2 separate regions of the Homo sapiens genome follow, and region 2 is linked to region 1. A link is an interaction called in ENCODE POLR2A ChIA-PET data of the cell type or tissue named here. Cell type or tissue: HepG2. All regions are shown on one strand. Each heading gives the region's core, and the rest is flanking DNA. Links, peaks and the distances in the headings are about the cores only.

What was found. ChIA-PET counts read pairs that join two places held together with the same protein. Peaks named below come from ENCODE experiments on the same cell type or tissue, not always from the same donor. Only the 100,000 strongest peaks of a DNase experiment are listed, where the experiment ranks them.
Region 2: POLR2A ChIA-PET joins it to region 1 with 27 read pairs; 2 of 35 experiments call an interaction of 5 or more read pairs at or near these places.

Annotation. Positions count from the first base shown.
Region 1 is chr2:19,017,976-19,023,354 of GRCh38, forward strand. LINC01376 (long intergenic non-protein coding RNA 1376) reads right to left here. Exons shown (of 4, transcript NR_135287.1): 2 at 4,359-4,512. The region is part of intron 5 of LOC105373456 (a long non-coding RNA gene); the gene reads left to right. Among named protein-coding and RNA genes, the nearest start is that of LINC01376, 6.3 kb to the right of the region's middle. In HepG2, for the core only: no CTCF peak of the experiment used is centred there; DNase peaks (open chromatin) are centred at 2,276, 3,236 and 3,846; H3K4me3 peaks cover 1,860 bases.
Region 2 is chr2:19,137,808-19,143,186 of GRCh38, forward strand. No RefSeq gene overlaps it. Among named protein-coding and RNA genes, the nearest start is that of LINC01376, 110 kb to the left of the region's middle. In HepG2, for the core only: no CTCF peak of the experiment used is centred there; a DNase peak (open chromatin) is centred at 3,124.

The sequences.
Region 1 (5,379 bases), core at 265-5,264:
AATTTTAGAATAAGTGCGATGAGGTGCTGAGAAGAATGTATGTTCTGTTGATTTGGGGTGGAGAGTTCTGTAGATGTCTATTAGGTCCACTTGATCCAGAGCTGAGTTCAAGTCCTGAATATCCTTGTTAATTTCCTGTCTCATTGATCTGTCTAATATTGACAGAAGTGTTAAAGTCTCCCATTATTATTGTGTGGGAGTCTAAGTCTCTTTGTAAGTCTCTAATAACTTGCTTTATGAATCTGGGTGCTCCTGTATTGGGTGCATGTATATTTAGGATAGTTAGCTCTTCTTATTGCGTTGATCCCTTTACCATTACATAATGCCCTTCTTTGTCTCTTTCGATCTTTGTTTGTTTAAAGTCTGTTTTATCAGAGACCAGGATTGCAACTCCTGTTTTTGTTTGTTTGTTTTGTTTGTTTGTTTGTTTTGCTTTCCACTTGCTTGGTAAATATTCCTCCATCCCTTTATTTTGAGCCTATGTGTATCTTTGCATGTGAGATGGGCCTCCTGAATACAGCACACCAATGGATCTTGACTCTTTATCCAATTTGCCAGTCTGTGTCTTTTAACTGGGGGCATTTAGCCCATTTAAATTTAATGTTAATATTGTTATTTCTGAATTTGATCCTATCATTATTATGCTAGCTGGTTATTTTGTCCATTAGTTATGCAATTTCTTTACAATTTGGCATGTTTTTGCAGTGGTTGGTATTGGTTGTTCCTTTCTATGTTTAGTGCTTCCTTCAGGAGCTCTTGTAAGGCAGGCCTTGTAGTGACAAACATCTCTCAGCATTTGCTTGTCTATAAAGGATTTTATTTCTCTTTCACTTCTGAAGCTTAGTTTGGCTGGATATGAAATTCTGGTTTGAAAATTCTTTTCTTTAAGAATGTTGAATATTGGCCCCCACTCTCTTCTGGCTTGTAGGGTTTCTGCTGAGAGATCCGCTGTTAGTCTGATGGGCTTCCCTTTGTGGGTAATCCGATGTTTCTCTCTGGCTGCCCTTAACATTTTTTCCCTTCATTTCAACCTTGGTGAATCTGACAATTATGTGTCTTGGGGTTGCTCTTATCGAGGAGTATCTTTGTAGTGTTCTCTCTATTTCCTGAATTTGAATGTTGGCCTATCCTACTGGGTTGGGGAAGTTTTCCTGGATAATATCATGAAGAGTGTTTTCCAACCTGGTTCCATTCTCCCTGTCACTTTCAGGTACACCAATCAAAAGTAGATTTGGTCTTTTCACATAGTCCCATATTTCTTGGAGCCTTTGTTCATTGCTTTTCATTCTTTTTTCTCTAATCTTGTCTTCTTGCTTTATTTCATTAAGTTGTTCTTCAATCTCTTTTATCCTTTCTTCTGCCTGATCGATTTAGCTATTGATACTTGTGAATGCTTCACGAAGTTCTTGTGCTTTGTTTTTCAGCTCCATCAGGTCATTTACGTTCTTCTCTAAACCGGTTATTCTACTTAGCAATTCATCTGACCTTTTTTCAGGGTTCTTAGCTTCCTTGCATTGGGTTAGAACATGCTCCTTTAACTCGGAAGAGTTTGTTATTACCCACCTTCTGAAACCTACTTCTGTCAACTCATCAAACTCATTCTCTGTCCAGTTTTGTTCCCTTGCTGGCGAGGAGTTGTGATCCTTTGGAGGAGAAGCTGGTTTTTGGAATTTTCAGCCTTTTGGTGCTGGTTTCTCCCCATCTTCGTGGATTTATCTACCTTTGGTCTTTGATGTTGGCGACCTTTGTATGGGGTCTCTAACAGTCAGGCCCCTCTGCTGCAAGTCTGCTGCAGTTTTCTGGAGGTCCACTCCAGACCCTGTTTGCCTGGGTGTCACAAGCAGAGGCTGCAGAATAGCAAAGATTGTTGCCTGTTCTTTCCTCTGAAAGCTTTGTCCCAGAGGGGCACCTGCCAGATGTCAGCCAGAGCTCTCCTGTATGAGGTGTCTGTCAGCCCCTACTGGGAGTTGTCCCCCAGATAGGATACACGGGGGTCAGGGACCCACTTGAGGAGGCAGTCTGACCCTTAGCAGAGCTCAAAAGCTGTGCTGGGAGATCCATGCTCTCTTCAGAGCCAGCAGGCAGAAACATTTAAGTCTGCTGAAGCTGCACCCACAGCTGCCCCTTCTCCCAGGAGCTCTGTCCCAGGGAGATGGGGGTTTTATCTATAAGTCCCTGTCTGGGGATGCTGCCGTTTTTTCAGAGATGCCCTGCCCAGAGAGGCAGTCTGGCGGCAGTGGCCTTGCTGAGCTGCAGTGGGCTCCGCCCAGTTCAAACTTCCAGTTGTCTTTGTTTACACTATGAGAGTAAAACCACCTACTCAAGCCTCAGCAATGGCGGACACCCCTCCCCACACCAAGCTGGAGTGTCCCAGGTCGAGCTCAGACTGTTGTGCTGGCTACGAGAATTTCAAGTCAGTGGATCTTAGTTTGCTGGGCTCTGTGGGGGTGGGACCTGCCAAACCAGACCACTTGGCTCCCTGGCTTCAGCCCCCTTTCCAGGGGAGTGAACTATTCTGTCTTTCTGACATTCCAGGCACCACTGGGGTATGGGGAAAAAAAAAAAACAAAAACCTCCTGCAGCTAGTTCAGTGTCTGCCCAGAACAGTTGCCCAGTTTTGTGCTTGAAACCCAGGGCTCTGGTGGTGTAGACACCAGAGGGAATCTCCTGGTCTGCGGGTTGCGAAGACTATGGGAAAAGTGCAGTATCTGGGCCAGAGTGCTCCATTCCTCAGGCACAGTCCCTCACAGCTTCCCTTGGGTAGGGGAGAGAACTCCCCAACCCCTTGTGCTTCCAAGGTAAGGCAACGCCCCGCCCTGCTTTAGCTCACCCTCCATGGGCTACATCCACTGTCCAACCAGTCCCAATGAGATGAACTGGTTACCTCAGTTGGAAATGCAGAAATCATCTGCCTTCTGTGTTGATCTCACTGGGAGGTGCAGAGTGGACCTGTTCCTATTCGGCCATCTTGCCAGCAATCCATATTATTTCTTAAATACTTACTTGCATGAAAATCTAAAATTATCTCAAAATAATTTTAGTTTTTAAAAATGAGTCATTGAAAAATTTTTGAAAATCACCTTTCAAAAATTGGTTGAGATGAAGTAGCTACTTTGACAGACCAGTTCGGTGGTGCTGTTCTGAGAGTCTTTCATGGAAGTCTGCCTAAAGCCTTTCAAAGGTTTTCTAAGCACACAGTTCCCTGCATCACATTCCTTTTGCTTGAGACAGCTAGAGTGGGTGTTTGTTTGTTTTGTTATCGGCAACTGAACCCTCATGCTGATGCCCTGTGACTTCATAGTTCCATCACGGCTTTCTATCCAAGTGGGATGTCCTCAGTTTAAAAGTCTAAAACTGTCCAGAGATAGTTAGCTAAAGCATAGAACGGTCAGTGGGCCTCTCTCAGCTAGGACTCTCACAGGTATTGTCTGAAAGTGAAAGAAAAAGCAGGAAGAAACAATGGGGTCTTGGTTATGGGACATTTTTAATGATTTTGCTGGTGCAGAGATTGGGGTATTGATGAGAGTATAGGTTAAAAGTCCCAAGGAAACTTCAGGAAAACCTGAGCAGTGTTTCAAATTTCTAATACATTTAAACTCTTTGGAGTTTTAATGGAGACTTGCTCTTAGTGAAAAACTTGGTGAGATTGCATTGTGTTTCCCATAGGAAATTAAAAGCAGCTGAGAGATTTTTTTTGAGCTCCTATCTATCCTCCTCTCCATTTCTCAAAGGCTTAAGAAATTCCCCTCACAGTAAATAGAACAACATAGAAGTGTCCCGGACCCAAGGTGAATGAATTTGCTAGGCCATGGTCAGGTGCTATTGCAGCAACTGGAGTTGGGCAACGCGGCGCTCATGTTTAGAAAGGGTGAAGCCACAGCCACAGAGCTCTAGGGTAGAGCTGTCTTCTCAGTGGCCCTAGCCATCCTGTGCTCTGCTTCCTTTTCCCTTTCTCCCTACCCACCTTTCATCATCCTCAGAAGCCCATGTGTGTGAAAGGCAGCGGAGGAATGTGGGTGGGTTGACTTGTATAATTAAATCCATGTTGCCTTGTGTTCTTTAGAATTAATAAGGAATTCTTCCCATTGAAACTCACCATGACATCTTCCCTCTGACTCAGATTTCTTTTTTGCTTTTCTCTTCTTTCCTTGGCTAAAAGCATTAGACATGGGGCTATGGTTCAAATTAGCATCCTACATGTCTCTTCTGTCTGTCTTTGCTTAATTGAGCTTTTCTGTTCAGGGAAAAGTGTAGTTTGTTTATATTTCATTTTTCTTAAATTCCACTTATCTGTCTTTGTCCCTTTTCTTTCTTCTTTTAGAAAACTTAGGAAAAGAGAAAACAAGAGAGTTTTTCACCTTGCGTATGACTGTAAGGTTGGAGAAAGTGCACTGCTGGCCAAACCTTGACAATCCAGGTGTTGTTCTTTGAGGTTCTTTGTTCCCTGGATCTTCATATCCTGACACCAGGAAAACTGTGCTCTCATATACTTATCCGCTGAGGCCAGGAGAGCTGTGAGACGGGGAAAAATAGTGAACAAATGTTACTTCTACTTTCCTGGGTCATGTTGCGAAACACCTTTTTATTGGGGGTAATAATTTGACTTCATTTCCTTATAAAAGTGGATTTATGTGATGGATATGTGATATATATTTTTTGCCACCGTTTTTGCAGGATAGTGGTTGTATCAGTTAGGATTAGATTCACTGTGAATAACATAAACCCAAAATAACAGTGGCTTAAACCTGATAAAAATTTCTCTTTCTGCTCATGTTGAAAAACAGCTGTAGCTGTCCTGGGCTAGTGTGGTGGCTCCACTCCATGAAGGCTTTCTTGGAGACCCAAAAGAAAGCAGCTCAGGGTGTCACCCTCAGCTTCATGGTCCATGTCGGCAGTTATTATGTCATCTTCAGAACAATCTTACAAACCCTCTGGAAGAGTCCATCTCCCTCCTTTACCGGCTCCTGACTTTTGACCACATGGAAGGTCTCAGTTTACTTTCATTCATGAGATTTGGGGTCATGGCACATATTTGAGTCTGACCTGTGCTGCCTATCAGATGTGCAAATCTGGGCAAATCACTAAACTTCTATGCATCTATATTTTCATCATATGGAAAATTGAAATTATAACGTATAACTCAGAGCAGTATAGTATAAGGATAAAAGACAATATGTAAAGAAAAATTGGTCTGCTGATTAGCATGAAAATGAATATCATTTTACAGTTTTTAAGTTTCTTATTGAGCATTTTTTTTATTTTTAAAGAAAACCAATCCCATATTTAGAGACTGGAGATTTTTTTCCTGGTGAGAACATCCTCAAAAAATGGGCTTTATGTCCCCTACAAGCCCTTCTCCCAAGTGGAAAGAAACCTGAT
Region 2 (5,379 bases), core at 248-5,247, 120 kb after region 1:
CTTGCAGTTGCACAAGTGCCTCCAGGTTCTGGATAAAATTTAGATGTTAGTACTAAATGTTAGTAGATGTTTGAATTATCGTCGTCTGTGTCTCCATGGGAATTTTGGAAGAAATTTGAAAGGTCCAATTTGATCTTGATTCTCAGATGCTTGGCATTAAAAAAACAAATCCCAGCCAAGTCTATTGAGTCAGCTCAAGGATGTTAGCTCATAGAACTGAACAGGTTAAAATTGTGTGTGTGTCATTTTATATAGACAGAATGGTGGTAGTATAACAGCAAGAGCAAAGGTATTGGCATCGAGCATACTTGGAGTTTGAATGCTGGCTTCACCAACTCTTAGGGGAGACCTTGGGCACATCATTCAATCTTTCTGCACCTCGTTTAACTCATCTGTAAAATGGGGATAACGATGCCTACTTTCCCAAGTATAATGAAGGTAACGGAAAGCTACAAGTACATAGTAACTGATCAGTGAATTGGAGTTAATAATGGGGTGAGGTACTGCTTCTGTTATTACCATCATATGAAATGCTTACCCCGTGGGGAACTGTGGTGATTGCCTGGCAAAAGCAAACGCAAATCAACTCCCATTGCATCAGCCAGCGTGAGTTCTGTTAACTGTGTACATAGATTATGAACTACTTGGTTGATTTACACTTTTCTGCAGCTGAAGAAAAATATTTACTGGGCAGATTAAATCGAATTAAAACAATCAGATTAAAAGGAGCCTGGAGGCTGCCCCTTAGCTCAGCAAGGGACAAGTTGCCTTTCTCTGAGCTGCAAACTCAGGCCAGGAGCTTGACTGATTTACCAGTAACATGAGAAGGTGTGATTGGAACTGCAAACAGGGCTGAAACACTGAAGAAGGAGTGTTTTTCTCCTCACATTGTATTCACATGTCAGCTCTGGGGATAGGCTCACCTCACTAATTTAGACCAATGTAGATAAGGAATGCAAAGCTTAAATGAGAACACATCTGCTTACACACCCATGATGTAGGAAGTTTAGCTTTCCATTACAGGTAGTGCCATCTTACAAATAAGTCATATTTCCAAGGTGAAATTGTAAGTGAGCTCCTTACAATTCAGAGCAGATGTTCTTACACATGTAAATTTATATTCGATGATCCATCTCCCAGGTCAGCCACACAAGTATTTCTAATCCAAAGGGCATAAGGTGACATGGGCCACACACAAGCAACATTAAGCCCAGTAAAATAGTGTTCTATAGCCAGAGTGTGTGTTTGTTTGTTTGTTTGTTTGTTTGCTTGTTTGCTACTTAGACAGTCCATACAAATTAATTCTTTTAAGACACTGTTTTTAAAATGTTCTATTTAGTGGCCATAAATAATATTATTTTTAAAATACGGATTTCTTCTATCAATCTTCTAGCCCCTTCTAGGCTAAACTACACTGGCTGAATTAGCTTAGTTATATCACAGGAAATTCTTCTTAACCCACTTTGCTAAACTGTGTTCTATAGCTTAGTATTTCAGGAGTTGTTAATAGTCCTGAAAAAAGAAAAAATAAAGTTACTTTGTAGAATAAATTTGGAAAATATAGCACACTAAGGCTCCCTGGTGGAGATTTGCAATGCACACTCAGTTATTGAAGATTCTAAGGTAAAGAAACCTTTTAAAGTTCTTGTCATCAGCTGTTACTAACAATTTTAATACATAACAAGTTTTTGTTTCATATTACCCTAATTGACATCCTGAGAATAGGGTTCAAAACGCTAGCTTGGAAAATGCCAATTTGCTTATTTACACCTAAAAGTGTCTATGTTGCATAACATCTGTGGTAGAATAACAGCTCAATACATATAGTTGCAGCAGCATTCAGTACTATAATAATAAAAACAATATACTGTAGCTAGATCATAAATAACCTGAACTTCTACAGACTTTCCTGAGAAGGTAAAGATTTATCTAACATAGTGTTCAGGGGAAAATAAAATTTAAGGTTTGTGAAAGGGGGTCATCACTCCTCCTGCTTCAGGGATAGTGTCTTTCCCAATGACTAGGGACTCCCAGGAGAATTTGCTTGGGTTCAGTGTTCTCCATAACCAGGGGAGTTTTGATTTATACTGGCACTCTTCCTGCTGAAAATGCCCCCTGTAATATATAGAAAAATTGGGTGCTTCATATATATATATATGTATACATATATATATACACACACATATATATATATACGTATATATATACACATATATATATACGTATATATATATATGTATATATTTCCCCTAAGGAAATAATTAGTCTAGTCCCATTACAGTCATTTTTATTCTAAAAATATATGTAAAAAGCTCTGTACTCAGGCTGGGTGAGGTGGTTCATGCTTATAATCCCAGCACTTTGGGAGGCCGAGGCAGGCAGATCACGATGTCAGGAGATCAAGACCATCCTGTCCAACATGGTGAAACCACATCTTTACTAAAAATACAAAAATTAGCTGGGCGTGGTGGTGTGTGCCTGTAGTCCCAGCTACTCAGGAGGCTGAGGCAGGAGAATCGCTTGAACCCAGGAGGCAGAGGTTGCCCGCTTGAACCCAGGAGGCGGAGGTTGCCGTGAGCCAAGATCCTGCCACTGCACTCCAGCCTGGCAACAGAGCGAGACTTTGTCAAAAAAAAAAAAAAAAAAAAGCCTTGTACTCACATAAGAATTTAAAATTAAACTTCATTTCGGATCCCAAGCTCTGAGGGAGAGGGTCCTGAGATAATGAGATTACATAGTCTGCTGATGGTAGAAGACAAAAATCACATTAGTTGGTGCCTTGGTCCTATCTCTTCTTGTGCTGAAAGTATGTATTCTGGCTGGGCAAGGCCAGGAACTTTTGGGGGTAATTCACTGTGCAACATGGATTCCCAGCAGGCACTATTGATCTGACCCAGAAAGCCCCAGGCCCAGGTCTCATTTGTAGTTCTCGAAGGCCTGTTGGAGGCCAGCAGCTGGCTTTGGCTTAATTACCTCCCTAGCCAGTGAAGTTTGTGTGGCTTTCTACAGCACTTAAGAACAACTGACACCAAAGGGTTTGGTTTCATGTACTTGAACTTGGGTGACACGAATATTTCAGTGGTGAATCAGTCCTAGAAAGGGGAGGTGGGTAAGGTAGGGAGTGTTTATAGAAGACATTTCATCACCACTAGTCAAACATATCTCATTGTTGGTTCAGGAGGCACTGGTATTTTCCTCTTTGAAGGGGATGCTCAGGGAGCCAAGAGCTTCCACCCTGGAGCTCAGCTCCAGAGAAGGGCAATGGCCATTTGCACACAGGGAACCTGCAGGACTAGTTGCTTTGGAATGTTGACAATCTTGGGGAAAGGGTTTTATGTCTTTCCTCAGGGGAAGGGAAAAAAAGCTGGTAGATCTATGTAAAGAAAGGCTGAGGCTTTCTCTGGGACTTGGGGCTGCTGGTGAGAGCTTATCTTTCTGCCTGGCTTTCTTTTAAAGAACCCACTAGTTGCAGGACCCCAAAGATAAGGTCAAAAAACTTGTAATTTCAAAGAGTCAGTACTGCCAATATCAGTGATAAAAAAGTTCAGCTGGAAGATGAGAATATGAGATTTCTTTGGCTTGAGTACATCTCTTGCACTGTAAATGAGGAAGCTCCAGACCCTACACAGTTGTGTTCCCTACAGCCCTCACCCCTCAGGTACAAAAAGAGAAGGCATCATGGTCCTTAGTGCTCTCCCAAGCCTTAGGAAGTGGAAATCATCTGAAAGCTTGCAGACCTCCTGGAGGTGTGGCATTATGAATGGCAAGGGGTCCCAAGAAGATTGCATGTAGAAAATCCCAAACTGGGCCATGCCAAGAAACACAAACCAAAAGGAAATACTTTATGAAAATAAACAAAGCTACTGAGTCAAACATACAAAGCAGGAAAACAGAACAAAAGATTATTTGAGGCCTGAGGTTTGAACATTTTGAAGCCACACATGTGCTAGGCCAGCCCAAGAACATGAAGAGCCTTACAGCTGTGTAAGCGCGGAGGCAGCCGGCTCCCATCAGGAGCTCCCCAGGGTCCCTGCAAGCCCACCGAGCTTGCTGGTTATGCTCCTATATCATCTTCTCTCCAACTTGAGCGCAGCCTTGAGCTACACAGAAACAGGGGTCTTCCACTGGAGGCTGCACAGATAGGGCTAACAGGACTGATTCCACCTACTGAGTAATTCCTGTTGCATGCATGTTAGTTTCCTCCAGTCCTAAATTTTTCCTACTGGAGCCCTAAAGGATATCAGTGTTAGAACAAAAAGTTCAGTTATTGAAATGTCTAACCAAGAACTTGCCACATATTATACAATCTTCAGAATCTCAGAATTCTGAAACTGAATAAGTTTGGCTGAATCATTTAAATTCCCAAGAATTTTAACTCTATGAAATAAGATACAAGTCAGACTCATGTTAGGGTCAAACATATGTTGTAGCAAATAGACTTAGATTCCTGTGTACACAAGCCTCTGTCTGAGGGAAGTGTCTCAGTGATACCAAATTCTGAATCCATTTACACCTTCTTTGGTGTCACTAGAAGACTTCTTGAACCAATTACCTTACCCACAGCAGTATGCCTTTCACAAAGATATACTATGATGCCATCTCTTTGGCTTTTCTGAGGGGGTCAGTAAAACAGATGCTGTATGGAAACTGCTCAAAATTTGTTGTAAAACTATTGTCAAGAATAAATGCAACCATATCTGATTGCAAGTTATTTTTACAATTACATTTCAGAAAATGTGTATCTGTTGAGGAATGAGTGCATTTTCTCTGTTCTGTTGATGAAGCTCACCAGGTTTTCCTTGCTTCTGTGATTGCCAGAAAGTTCATCTCCAAACGTCATAATCATAACTCTATAATGTCTCATGGTCAGCTCACTTTTGGCCTCCTCCTTTCTTTAATCCTGCTTTTCACACACACACACACACACACACACACACACACACACACACACACACCCTTCTCTGGAATTAAGGCTTAAAGATCAGGAAGGGTTACTCTAATTAGAAATGAAGAATTATCATATATGATTTGGCCATCTTCAGATACTATTCCAGAATGAACATCCAAGATCCATTCATCTCCCAGTGCTGAAGAGATAATGATTTTCCCTGAAGGAAGGGTGGCATATTCCATATCATGGAAGCAATAACCCTCTGCCCTCGTTCTTTTCCCTGGAGATTGATTGGGAAGGAGAAAAAGCATAACACTCACCATTGTTTAGCTGAGCACATTAATGTATTTTTGGATAAGTACAGAGAGATCAGGAACTAAGTCTGGAATTCAGGCAGGGGAATGTGGAATGGGCTCTGCATGATCCAGTGGAAAGTGGTGTGGAGAAGTTGCTGGAGGGTAGTGACGTTGGGGAAGGAGTGGGAAGCT